Linked DNA regions of Homo sapiens: region 2 is linked to region 1. A link is a contact called in ENCODE Hi-C data. All regions are on one chromosome and are shown on one strand. The core of a region is the stretch at or near the end of the contact, and the rest is flanking DNA. Distances in the headings are between cores, read along the strand shown.

Evidence for each region. Hi-C counts contacts between places; a loop is a spot of excess contacts on that map. Pooled maps may share reads with other maps.
Region 2: a loop to region 1 is called in a pooled map, with 2.1 times the contacts of the local background. The contact joins two enhancer-like sites. A Hi-C loop is called at or near these places in 2 of 37 single-sample maps with no recorded cell type and 6 of 50 pooled maps.

The regions. Positions count from the first base shown.
Region 1 is chr2:168,152,110-168,159,205 of GRCh38, reverse strand. All of the region lies in intron 5 of STK39 (serine/threonine kinase 39), which reads left to right. Among named protein-coding and RNA genes, the nearest start is that of STK39, 92 kb to the left of the region's middle. Within about 2 kb of position 2,410, at least 6 of the 41 ENCODE cell types and tissues checked have a DNase peak (open chromatin) inside an H3K27ac peak, as active enhancers do.
Region 2 is chr2:168,748,004-168,755,099 of GRCh38, reverse strand. The region is part of intron 8 of CERS6 (ceramide synthase 6); the gene reads right to left. Among named protein-coding and RNA genes, the nearest start is that of CERS6-AS1, 35 kb to the left of the region's middle. Within about 2 kb of position 3,844, at least 4 of the 41 ENCODE cell types and tissues checked have a DNase peak (open chromatin) inside an H3K27ac peak, as active enhancers do.

The DNA of each region.
Region 1 (7,096 bases), core at 1,161-3,660:
CAGGGGAGAAGTTAAGTTTGCATTTATTTCTTTGAGTGTAATATACATTGCCCACCTTGAGAATATTATTGTGTGCACTGTTTTTAAGAAAGGGCATTTTTGCTATCCTAATAGAAAACATAATGATTTTTGTTTTTTTTTAGGGGAAACACTCACTTTTACATATGTATAAATTCCCTTTTTCAGAACTTTTTATCAGAAAACAGAAGATTAAAGGGCCTGATTTAGACCATGAGAAACCCTCACTTTATTATGCAGCTAGAAGTGTGGTGGATAGGATAATGAGCCTGGTTCTGTTGAACACAGTCCAAATTCTCTGGGAAGAATGTACATTTCTATTGAACGTGGGTATAAAATCAGGAACTAATGTGTCTTGAGTGCTTCCTGTGTGTCAGGCTAGGTTTTGGATTCTGAATGCTTTGAGTCTCATTCAGTCCTCAGCACAACTCCATGAGGAAGGTACTATTGCATCCATTTTACATAGGAGAAACTAAATTACAGTGGGGAAGTCAGTTGCCCAGGTCACACGTAGAATAAGCGGTGTAGCCATGCTTTGGGTTTGGACAGTCTGACTCTAGAAACTGTCAACTCACATCTATGGGATTTCCAGGAGGAGGACCTTAAATCTGGATTTAAATGACCTCACTTTCAGATGGAATATACCCCAGCGATCACTAGCTCTTCTGTGTCTCTGCATAAATCGATTCCCCTTTGGGCCAGGGAACATATTCAGCACCTTCTTCCTCCTTGCTCCTTCAGGCTGAAACACAAGGGTGTCCCTGGTAAGGTTTCAGGGCATAGGAGAAGCAGCCATCTAAGCGTCATTTGGTATAGAATTAAGCTCAATAATGACACCACACTCTTTTCAGACTGGAAAACTTCAGGTTTGATGTAGTGAATTAGAACCTGAGGACAGCCTACTCAGGGTTTAAGAGAAAATGCTTTCCTTCTTACTGTACCTTCTATGCTTAGAGGTCCAGTGTGTGTAACTTCCTGATAATCAACTTGGATGCCTTGGAAAATGTAATAGGTTTTGCTGCACTGTGTGATAGAAGGGGGAGTGGCTACTCGAAAGTCATGTTCTTCCCACGGCATAGCATTTTATCTTCCAATTTGATGCCCTGTCATATTGTCAGGAAGAGCTTAGTGCTTTGGCAAATGACTAAGCCTGTTTGTCCAGAATTAATGAGAGACACTATTTTGAGCAAACAGAAATTCATATGAAACAGATCACTTTGAGGTGGTTTCTGCTAATCTTTTTAATCTAAGATTTAAAAAAAATAGTGGCTACTCTTGATGTTCTATAAAAATGTTGATTTCAACACCTTTGATTTATAAAGAACTTTGTAGAAGCTTACTACTACATTATGTAAGGTAGATCTCATGCTCATTTTCACTTACGTTTGCCTTTTAGGTGTGTGTGTGCTGTGGTTTGAATTTTGTGTGCCCTCCAAATTCATATGTTGAACCCTAATTACCAATGTGATGGTGTTAGGAGGTGGGGCCTTTGGGAGGTAATAAGATCATGAGGCCTAAACCCTCATGAGTAGGGCCAGTGCCTTTATAAAGAGGCCCCAGAGAGCTGCCGTGCCCTTCTACCATGTGAGGACACGAACAGAAGGCACCATCTATAAACAAGAAGGCGGGTCCTTACTAGATAGTGAATCTGCCGATGCCATAATCTTGGACTTCCCAGCCTGCAGAACTGTGATAAATAAGATTTTGTTGTTTTTAAGTCACCCAGTCTAAGGTATTTTGTTATAGTAGGCCCAATACACAAAGACAGTGCTTATGTGTGTGAATGTGAATTTCCCTTCCCTGGTTTTACATAACAGAAATAAAAACTGGTACTGAGCGAAAGCAGCCTGGAACTCTAGAAAGTTACCATCAAAATGCCTCACGTATGTGCATCCATTCAAATCAAGCTTATGCCCTGGGTTTTTCACTGTCCAAGGTACATTGGTAGAACTTTGGGTAGCATCTCTTATTTACTGGGAGGGAGATAATATCCTTATCAGCCTTGAATACATCTTCATTTTAAATCTGCATCTTGAACACTGAAAACCCCATGACTAAAAGTGCTAGGAAAACATGCAATGAAACTTAACTTGCTTCTGTCACTTAGGCGTTATCCATTAAGGAGCTAGAGGAAGATGGGCAAGGTGGTTGAGTTTTTACACCCATAGCTGCTAGGTTCTTTCATTTTCCTTCTGTGGCCTTTGGCCCTCATAAAGTGCACTTTGATGGGGAGGGTAGGGGTTTAAGAGTTATTTTTTGTGTTGTAGGGAAGAGAGGCTGCTGCTTTGAGCAAGGCACCCGAGCAGCGCTGGAGTCAGCTTCTGATTAGTGTGGGAAAGCGCTGAAAGCCCCGGAGGCATCCAATCAGGAAATGATGTCATCACATTTATGAGCACCTTGGCCCAGAGCATGGGCTCTGACACCAGACAGCCATAGTTCAGTCCTGGCATTGCTCCTTCTAGCTGTGTAACCAAGTTATAGCTTTAGCTTCTCTGTGCCTCATTTTGCACGTTTGTGTAATGAGAATATACTGCGGCATTAAAGGAGTTAAAACACATTTTATTTTAGAATTTGCTAACTCATTGCTTTCGTATTGAAATTGGGATGGTGTCCTCTAATTACTTAGGGTGTGGTAAGCTCACGGTGGCTAGGGAGGTGCGAGGCCTTAGGCACTCCATCTGACCTCCTGCCGTGTTATTTTGCTCTTTTCTTTTTCCCATCAGTTTCCTCAATATCACCAGAGTGAAGAATCTGCAGTGTAGATCTGACTGTATCTTCCTCTTGCATAAAGTTTATAAGCATTGTTGATGGAATAAAGCATTGTTGATGGAATAAAGCTCCAGCTTCCTACTAATGGCAGATGAGGGACCTGCCTGTTTTTCTGGTCATGTCTGCAAGTGCTTTCTGCTGTGACTTGAAATGCTTATAGCTTCTTGTTCAGGGTTCCCCTTTCTTACCTGAGTAACTTCTTTTCATGACTTATTCATGAAGAATTCTTTCCTTGAGAAACCTTTCATGATCATTTCCTCCACCATGCCCACCTGCACCAGGTTAAGCCCCTCACCCTGGTGGTTTGCAAGGGTTCTGGCCATACTCTAGCTAGCCTATGACACAGCACTGACATTGGGCCTTTACTTTCCCATCTTCCCTTCAGACTGGATACTTCCCAGAGGGAGAAACTGTGTTGTTCATCGCAGCATTCCCAGATGGTACCTGATACATGGCAGGTGTTCCTGAACTTTGGGTCAGTGCACTCTGCCTAGAGGCACGGGAGACACCCTGTCTCAGCAGCAGGTTATGCAAGTACATGTGCCTGTTGGTGGCAAAGAGAACAGATGTAAGGCATAGCTGAGAGTTGAAATGAGTAAGAATATATCAGCTTAGCAGGGAGGGAGGCAGAAATATTTTAAATATTTAGGTATGTATACTACTGCATATTTTAAAGGCTGAAAATAGTTTTTAATGGGGAATATCACTTCTGATTTTGGACAAGCACTGCCCTAGCCTGCAAGCCATGAGGCTAAAGTTAAGGAAGAGTGAAGCAGAGAACATGAATGAAGAGGCAACTGGTTATACTCAGAAAATAGAATACACATGAAAATTAAAATCTGTTGGGGTGGGGGGGGTGCAAGTGCTTTATAGTGAACCGAAATATTTGTTTTGAGTTTCAGGAACAGTTTATAACTATGTGAATTATGGTTTGATGAATTACGACAAAATTCTCATACATGAATTTTTTTTTGGCATAAGTGAATAAGGACAGTAAATTAATGTGGCTCCCTGATTTTTGGTATCTCGACAAATGGTAACATTTGATAAGAGCTCTAGAATGAACCAAGAATGTACTCAGTTCTGGAAACTGAGTTTTTCATTCCAGCTGCACACCATCAGTGAGAAATACTTGGGGAGATTGTAAGCAGCTTCTCATGCTTTAACAGCTGCTAGCAGTTGTTTGAGCAACAGCTTAAGGAAATGTTACTGGGTGAACCCGGTGGAGGAGAACCACTTTGCTCTACTCTCCTGCTGGAATTTTTGCTCAGCTCTGCACGTTTAGCTGCAGGGGGGACAGGGTTGAGCTTCACAGAAGAGTGTCTAGGGGGGCATGAGGCAGATGGGACTCAGTCTCCCTCCTTCCCTCTCTTTTTTCCTTCCTGTAAGGGCCTGCAATTCATTATTAAATTAAATTTCACATATTACCAAATACTATGGAGGTCTGCCTAAAATAAGAGTTTTTAGACTTGAAAGCAGAGCAATTCGGTCCTTTGCTTATTTTTTCGTTTATTTTTCTTTTTCCCAGAACCTCCATTTGTATAGCCTGCTCCTTCTGTGGGAGAAAAGGTAAACATTAGATGTTTGGTTTCAGTGTATCCTCAGTGGTTAGTTGACAGGTATTTATTGAGCATTTGCTATGTTCTAGGCACAGTCCTCTCAGCTGACACAGTGGTAAGCAATGGAGACATTGTGTCTACTGTCATGGAGTTTAGGTGACACATTAAACAGTCAACTATATAAATTTAAAAAATGTGTTAAGTGTGAAGGGAATGCCTATACCTGGGTAACTTAAGTTATCCACATTAGGACTAGTTGAATAGGTTGTAATGGGGATAAATTTTAAATATGTATTGTAAATAGGTTTTGGTCAATAACATCTTATAAGTTACTGCATGTATCATATGTTGATTACAGATTTTTAGGACATTTAAATAGTGTTAACCTGTGTTTACATTCTGTGGAATATGATTTAACACTTGATTGTATGTAGTACACTTGAGGACACAGTAGCCAGTCTAGGCCCCCAGTGGTCATTAACTTACTGTCCTTACCCTTTGCTGGCCATAGTTTGTATCACCTGTAAAATGATGTGCTTAGGCTCTCAAATTTCCTTGCAACTCTAACAAGTGGATAACTTTAATAGAGAACTCTATGACCCCTGTGCTCCTGAACTGTGCTTCTCACAGTCTTTCCCAGTTCTTTTAGTGGGAGAACCATTCTTCTATTGAATGGGCCAGAAATCTTGATATTCCTCGATCCTTGTCGTTCTCTTGGACCCTACATCCTATCCAATATGTTAGTAAATCCTATGGTTGACCATATTTCATCAGCTCCCTGCTGTCATCCTGGTCCACAGACCCATCAGTTCTTGTTTGGATTATTATGGTGGTCTCCTAAAAGGACCTCTTCTTCTGCCTTTGCCCCTCTGTGGTCTGTTCTCTACACGGCATCTGGATTAATGCTGTTAAACTAAGTTGACTTGTATTATGCCTTTCCTCAAAACCCTCCAACCCCTTGCCATTTCAGAGTGAAAGTCAAAATCCTTAAGGTGGCTCGTGAGGCCTTACAAGATCTGGCCCCTCATTATGTCATTGATTTCAACTCTTACATCTTCCTCTTCAGTCAAATCGGCCTCCTTACCTTGCATGCTGCTGCCCCGGGATCTTTGCATGGGCCGTTCCTTCTTTCTGGAATACTCTTTTCCTTACCTCCTTCAGATCTTGGCTCAAGTGTCACATCAGTGAGACTTCCAGGCCTCATATTGTAACCCCCCCCCACCCCATATTTTGTATTCCCTGCCCTGCTCTGTTTTCTTTATTGTACACATCAGCGTACTCTCTATCAGTGGCTCTCTCAAGGTGTGCTCCTAGAGCAGCAGCAGCAGCATAAACTTGATAAAAATGCAAACTCTTGTGTTCTCCTACCCTAGACCTTCTGAATCGGAAACTCTAGAGGTAGGGCCCAGCAATCTGTGTTTTAAGAAGCCCTCTAAGGGTTCTGAAGCAGGCTGAAGTCTGAGAACTACTACTATGTATTATATTTTGTAATTTTGCTTTTATCTGTATTTACCTCTCCCCCTTACTCCTGCCCCAACTTAAAAGTCAGCTCCGTGAGAGCAGGGGTTTCTGGTCTACAGTCCCAGTACTTAGAACTGGAAGTGGCACTTAGTAAGATCTTGGCAAATAGTTGTCAAATGAATTAATAAACATCTGACTATATAGTAAATTTAGATTAAAAGAATATTGAGCAATAGTTCAGTGACTCTTTAATGTTAGGAGTTTTCAGTGTGAGGTTTTCTTTTATCACAGATTTGGAAATCTGCAGATTCTTTGAAGATTCAACTAATCCTTCTGAAAACTTTGTAAAACAATGGTGTGCATTGTTTCCTTAAATACTTGTAGCAACTGGAGTTGTGTTATTTTAATCTTCTCCCATAGGGATCATATTTTTAACATGTACAGATGGGCTATTGTGGCTTAATGGAAGCTTCTGATAGTAGTGCTGGTTGAGTGAAGATTTGTTTAAAAAAGATCACCTGCAGGTATATGAATATTGCATTGGAAATTTAGACTTATTAATATTTGATCTAAGTTGTTCATGCCTGTCTCTGCGGATATGGCCGGCCAGGAGCCCTCGCTGACTTTAGAAGCTTGCCTTTGGCTTGGGAAACAATAATACCTGTATAATATACTTACCTGGTGCTCTCCTTACAGCAACTCTGTCAGTTCAGCACAATAGTTCCTTCAGATGAAGCATCTGAGGACTGCTGAGCAATTGTGGACTTGTTTAAGGTCATTCTGAAAGTCATAAAAGCACTTCACTCTCAAATCTCCTCAGACTTCACTTTTGCTTCTTGCCATTAGGTTTCACCCCTACCCCACCAATATACTTCTTAACTCTATGCCTTTTGACGGTTGAGGAGCGCCGGGGCTCAGTTCCTTCCGTTGTAAAGTAAGGAAGATTGACAAGATGTTCTCCAAGGACCTATCTTGCATCAAAATGTTCAAATAACCCTTCATTAGCTGCAGTCACTTAAAGACATTCTCAGTACTGTTTTGAAGAATTCAAATCAGAGGATTGTCTTGGGTGTAGAGAGGAGAGTAAGCCAAGCCTCTGTCCTGTGGCTGCTTTTACCAGAGCATCTTTAAAAATAGTCCTCCCACCCCACATTGGGGATCCAGGGAAGAATGGATATGTGGTGTGGGAATTATCTGTGTTTTTCCTTTGTTCAGTGTAATTATCTTATTTAATAGAAAGTTGACCACTAGTGAACTCTTGAAAAAGCTGTCTCTTGGCCTGGAACCTT
Region 2 (7,096 bases), core at 2,595-5,094, 590 kb before region 1:
TTTAAAATTTACATTAAAACAGAGAACATGGGCTGGGCATGGTGGCTCACGCCTGTAATCCCAGAGCTTTGGGAGGCTGAGGTGGGATCGCGTGAGCCTAGGAGTTCAAGAACACCCTGGGCAACATAGTGGGACCTTGTCTCTACAAAAGTAAAAATTAGCCGGGTGTGACAGCACATGCCTGTAGTCCCAGCTACTGAGGAGGCGGAGGCAGGAGATCACTTGAGCGCAGGAGGATCACTTGAGCACAGGAGTTCAAGGCTGCAGTGAGCTATAAGCCTACACTGCACTTCCATCTGGGCAACAGAGCAAAGGCCTGTCTCAAAAAAACAAACAGAGAATGTATAGTCTTCAAACAATTTTTAGCAAATAAGAGCTAAAAGGGAGGTTTAGAAGCGATCATGTTCAGGCTGGCAAGACAGGAAGAATGCTTCCCTCTGCTGCCTAAAAATCTCTTGAGAAGGTTCTGGTAGGGTCTTGGCTCTGGTAGAATCCCAGTATTTAACTCTTCAGGGATCAAATTCCACCCATCTTATTTAGCTTGAAGGGAGTCAACATCACCTTAGGCATTGTGTGTGTACTCTGGGTATCAGAGCTTCAGGTAGGCCTTACCTCATCTGCACTGCAGGCCTGGTTGTGAGACTTCTCTACCACATCCAGGAAGCAACAGTTTTCCTAAAGCAATGTATTAACTAATAGGTTCATCTGTGATCTGAAAAAATTTCTGAAAACTGAATATTATGTATTATTTAGTTATGTAAAGTATATATACTCACTTGCATTATGTCCTTTGACCCTCAAAGAAATCCAGGCCCACGCACCTTGAACACACCAACTGGCTGGTGGGTCCTATGCTAAGGAGTATGCTGCTGTTCCCAAGAAACAGACCCTCCTTCCTTCCAACTTCCTTGTTCTCATCTCTCATGTCTTATCTCTGAGACACGGACCCATAGTGCCTCCTGGCTCTCTGGACTCTGATACTTAACACGGGGAGTGGTATTTGATGCCTGGCTTCTCACCGCCCTGACTTCCCTCATGCTGTCTGCTCTAGGGGTCCCTGTCCTGACACTGTCCCCCAAATTCCATACCCCGCCCCCGCATCAAGCCACACCAACTCCTTCCATTTGCACACAGGTGGAGAGGGAGGATGGGAGCAGTTGGGCATGGCGTGGGCGGCAGGAAGGAAGGGGATAAGAGATAGTGTTTTACTCTTACCTAGAGTGTAAGAAATTTCTCCTCTAGCTAGCTGTGTGTGTGAGGATGTGATTTGGCATGGAATTCTAAACATGTATAGATTCTACTGGAAGTGTTACAATACTTTAAAATAAAGGTCTGTTTTTATTTAAATATTGACAAGATTAAGTCTTCACTTTTATCTTAGAAAAATATCCCTGAAAATTTTGGAAGTGCTGCTAAAAAGAGAAAAATGTATCCTAGGCCTGCAGTCTTGAGAGAGATTCTGCATCATATTATCTTTAGGTTGGCAAGAGAGAGATGCAGTAAGTATGCTTTTAACAAAGAGTTGCGCCCTGTGTGCCCCACAAGTTAAGTCAGAGTTGTGGAAACTGAATTGTAAGATGCTCAAAATCAAGGGGGAAAAGAACCCAAATAAACAACAACAAAAAGCCTTAGGAAAGTGAATGCAGATTTAGATAAAATTTTGCTCTTGCAGGCTTCACAAGCATGAAAGAAAAATAACACACATGAAACTATATGCACTGAATAATAACTGATCAAGACAAACATAAACATATCATTCTGTTTAATCAACAATTGAAATAATGTTAACTACTAGAATCATTGCTATAGAATACGATGGCTGTGCCTGGGAATATGGGTGGAAAGTGAGCTTACTCAGAGAACTGACAGTATTGAGTATTACATTTGAACTAGAAGTCAAAACACCTGGTGCTGGGCTCAGTTCTTGCATTCCCTAGCTCTGTGATGCGAGTTATCTTATTTCTCCAAGCCTGTTTCCTCATCCACAAAATAAAAGCCTAAGACAAGATGTTTACTAAAGGTTTCTTAAACTCTAACATAAACGACCTTATGAATTTTTATGTTTTCAGATTTACTTAAAATTTCACTTGTTCTGATTGTTTTCTCCATGGATAAAATACCCCATTTGTATAGATGCATTCTTCTCTGGTGAGTCTTCATTGTTTCTCTGATTTTTAACCTAACAACGAGCAAAACCAAAGGAAAGGTTTTGTTTTGTTTTTACACCTAGATGTATGGGAAAAAGTAAGAAAGCAGAAAACAAGAAAAAAACATACAAGATCCCATCTTTGGGAAGGAATCTATGAAGGATACAAGGCCTTGAACAAATGCTATATTTATGAGATCAAACCACTGCCTCCTGAGCACACTGAACGGTGTGCAGAACCTCAGCTTTCAGCAGCAGGACATTTAAGTCGGATAGTAATGGCTACGGAGATCGCTTAGCAAGCCCTCAGTTTAGGTATACTGTAGCTGCCAGCTACGTGCCACGCTCCTTGTTCGCACCCCATCACCAGCTTCCACAGGGAACCAGGCAACCAGGAATATGAATACACAAGGACTGGCTGGGTGTGACCTGGCAGTAGACAGGAGAGTCTGCAGCCTTACCTTATATTCCTGTTCAATCCAGCAAAGCTGAAAGCTATCAGCAGCACATTTTGCCATGTTGCTCTCTTTAATTTTCAATTTGCATGCAAGGCTTGAGGCATGGACTTTATATATAACTTGGTGACGCTGGACACATTCCAGTGTCAAACTTAGCCTCTCTCTCTCTCTCTCTATACACACACACACACACACACACACACACACACACACACATTTATTTTTTTAAAAGATGGGGTCTGTTGCCAAGGTGGGCCTCAGACTCCTGGGCTCAAATGATCCTACTGCCTTAGCCTCCCAAGTAGCTGGAATTACAGCTGTGCCACCACCACATCTGGCATAATCCACATGCTTAAGATATTTTCTCCCTGTGACCAGAATATTAAACACAAAAATGACATCTAAAATGAAGATATCTGGGTACTCCCTCCCTAACCAATGCAATTGTATCCCTGAGAGAGATTTTAAGATAGATAAGACTAGGTACCTACACTCAAAGAGTTTACAAATAACTGTAGGAGACTCAGACAAATACACTGATTACTAAGGTAGAATTATTAAATATAATAGGTGTTCCAAGCAAAGGGAGCATTTTGAGCAAAGGCATGTACAGGCCGGAAAGCAAAGGGTATACACAAGGGATCATGCATAGCTGGAATGGGTACCTGCAAGGCAGTAGTTAAAGGAGAAGTGTTGGCATAATTTTGTGGAAGGTCTTTCTTGCTGGGAAGAAAAGTTTGAACTTACAGTGGAAAACAAAGGAAATCCTGGAAAATTTGGGAATGGGGGTGGGGGAACTAGATTAAGGCCTTGATTTAGGAAGAATGTTATGGAAACTGTGGGATGGTTTCCATCAGAGGAGATTGGAGGTGTGAAGACACTGCATAGAGGCCACTGCAGTTATCTTGGCAAGAGGACATAAAGATCAAGAGCAAGGCTTGAGAAACACAGCTGCTCTTTAAAAAAAAAATACTGCTCAGTGATTATTATAGTCCATGGAAACAAGTACTCCAGAGAAGTGTGGAGCAGTGAGAGAGAAGGATAAACAGGAAGAATGAGATTCCTCAAGAGAGAACAAAGCTTAATTTATTTACTGAAGTGGCATGGGCTCCCATAGCAGAGTTTGCACCCACCTCCCCCTCATCCAGTAGTGCTCTGTCTTCTGGTATCATATCTGGGTCATAAAAAAGTACCTGATACAGCCCACACCCCAAACCACATCCTCAGTCTCTTTTCTCTTTAGAAAAGGTGATCAACTCATTGGCACAACTGGTTGTTAGTATTGCAGTAAATAAGTTTCCAGCCATATTCTAGCCTGCAGATTCTTTTAACCTGACACTTCCTGCTATAACCTCTTACTTGTGTTTAGGATAAGTTTTGAGGTAACATGGCTTTTGATCAAAGTCACTGCTATCATCAATATTTAGCTCAGTGACCACAGCTATGTTTTGCATCTATAGCATGGAAGCAAGTGAAGGTAGCAAGGGGGAGACAGGTTAAATATTTGGTAATCAAGAAAGTTAAGTGGAATTAACTTTATTTTTATTAAGTTTGTATTGTATGCCCAACACTTCCAGGAACTATGGAGGATACATAATAGTGAACCTCAAAGAACTTACTATCTATTTGAGGAACTGGGGTTGGAATATAAATTGGCACACTCTATTTGGCTGATAATGTTACAATACGTGTCAAAATGTGCACATCTAATGAACCGTGATCCTCTTTGCAAACATTTGTCCTATGGAAGTAATCAGGAATCCGTGAGGAAATTTGTCCATGAAGATGTTTATTTCAATATTATTTATAATAGCAAGCCACTGGAAACATCCTAATTAATGCCCTAAAATAGGGCATCAAATAATGACTTTTTCATATGGTAGATACTCTGTAGCCAATGAAATTATATTATAGAAGAACATTTAATGAAATGGAAAAATGCTGAGAGTACAATGTTAAATTAGAAAAGCAGTTATAAAAGCAGTATGTGCAGGATGATCTTACTTTGGTAAAGAAAAAAGATGTAATTTTAAACACATAAAATGTTAGAAACAAAGATATCAAACAATCAACAGTGGTTATCTCAGAACTATAGGATTGAAATTTTTTCTTCTTTGTGGTTTTAATTTTTCTACAAAATTTCTATAATGAGTATTTAACTATAATTAACATGTATGTAATCATATAAATATTAGCTTAAATTAAAATTTGAGGAAGCCACATGAGAATGATAACATACAGCCAAGCATTAACAAAAGCCAATAAAGGTCTTAACTGGGACAAAGAGTGCAACAGATTTTTACAGGGCTGGATGCAAGGTAGAAGGTGGGGCTCAGATACCAGACCAAATTGAGAACTAGCTAAAATAGGGCAAGGGCAGAAGCAGCTTTCCATAGGACACGCACCAGTGTGCCACGTCAGTTCGCCATTGCCATTGCCAAGCCAACACCTGGAAGTTAATTGCCCCTCTCCATGACCTGAAGACCCAAGTTACTACGCTTTCCCTAGAAATTTCTGCATAAACTGCCCCTTAATGTGAATGTAATTAAAAGTGGGTATAAATATGACTGCAAAACTGCCCTGAGCTGCTACTCTCTGCCTAGTGGGTAACCCTGCTCTGCAGGAGCACACACAGAGCTGTAGCACTGCCTCTTCAATAAAGCTGTTTTCTTCTACCTCCGGCTTGCCCTTGAATTTTTTTCCTGGGCAAAGCCAAGAAGCCTTGTGGACTAAGCCTCACTTTGGGGCTCACCTGCCCTGCATCAGGTGAGTTTCCAGAAAGCCAACTCTCCTAAGTCGAGGTATCACAGCAAGACCCCGTCTCTACAAAAAATAAAAAATTAGCTAGGCATGGTAGCGCACGCTACCATATTCTCAGAGCTGCAGAAGGGCAGCCTCACTTAGCCACAGTCCCAGCTTCCTGCTCCAGAAAAGGAGACAGTTGCTGGAATCACTCTACTTCCCCCATCTGCTCAGACTGTCAAGTTTTAGGTGCGTTGAATAAGGGGTGGAGACAGCTCTCAGTGAGCATGTGGCTCCCTGGAAGTGCTGAGAAGACAGGAGGCCAGGGAAAAGGAGGGCATACCTGTTGGGGAAAAGGACCTGCCTATATGGGATGGGCTTGCGCATTTCTCACTCTAAAACTGATTTTTAAATTCCGTCTGAACAAAAGAAGCAGCACTCAGATTCATCCATGGTTATGAGTGTGGGGATTCAGATAGCGAAGAGGGGTCAACTTAAACAAATAGTATGATATTTGATATCCTTTGCCCCTGGAATGTGGGTTTGTTGGCAAGTTTGGAGCTGTCTTTGTCAAGATGCCTGATATTTAGAGCTTAATAGCTGCCTAGGGACTGTGAAATCTGCCTGGGTTCTGCACTCTTCTGTTACTTTCTTATGTCATAATTTTGGAAGATATAGGAGAGAGAGTGCTTCTGGAAATGATGGGTACAATACCTCAAACCTTGTCTTTTGGGGAAAGGAGGAAATGGTAAGACAGAGGGGGAGGAAGGGATGGGGGAGGCAGGAATCAGGGGGTGGGAAAAGGGCAGACAGAAAGGACACAAGAGATCTGCTTCCCTGGGGCACTGCAGGTGCCTATACTGTGAACCAAGAGCAGGCCTTGCACAAACTCAGCATGGCATTTAATACCTGCCCCCCCCCCACCCCCAACCACGCCATTTCTGGGATTAAATGTTATACTAATAAAAAGACAAATAGATGTGCCGTAGACCTTGGGAGAGGGAAGTCCCTGTGCAAAACTCAGAGCCTGAGATCTGAAAGCCTTTTCCACCTGTAACTGCCAGGCTGGAAATCTGCCTGATGTGACCAATTTGCTGGCAAGCCTTGGACAGGCACACACAACGCTTTACTGAGGAAGAAAGAAATACAAACACAATTTGACTGAAGCAGTCCCCAGGCCAGCCATTCGGTGGGGGCGTGCAGGTTCAGGAGTAGGACCACAATGAGTTCTTTTGCAGAAATCACTGCAAACACTTCCAAGTTGTGGCTTTAGAGATGGTGGTTTTATTTAGTAAAAATTATTTTTCCAATACTCAAAAGACAGTATACAGAATCTCAGGGGGTTTCATCTAAAAATAAATTTTAAAAAATTATTTAACTAACAGGACAAGGCACTCTCTTGTGTTTCCACCAGTTATACTGAGTTTAACTGTGCTTATCCATTCAATGTTAATTACTTATTTCCATAGTCCCTGATCATAAATAAAATGGTTACAGTCAACAAGCTGAAGGTAAGACTTCTACTCTCACTGCAGAAAGAGCAATAGCCAAGGCCATACCTTAAATTGGAGAGGAAATTTATCCTACACACCATTGGCCATCTGAGTGTACAGGGCCTAGCTCCTTGTCAGAAGGTTAGGTGGCATCTGGGTAGCATCTGATGCAGCTTTCACTCACAGATATCACAGATTTTGATGAGAAAATCACAACATATTCAAAGAGAAAAGTGGGCAAAGAATCAGAAGAAATA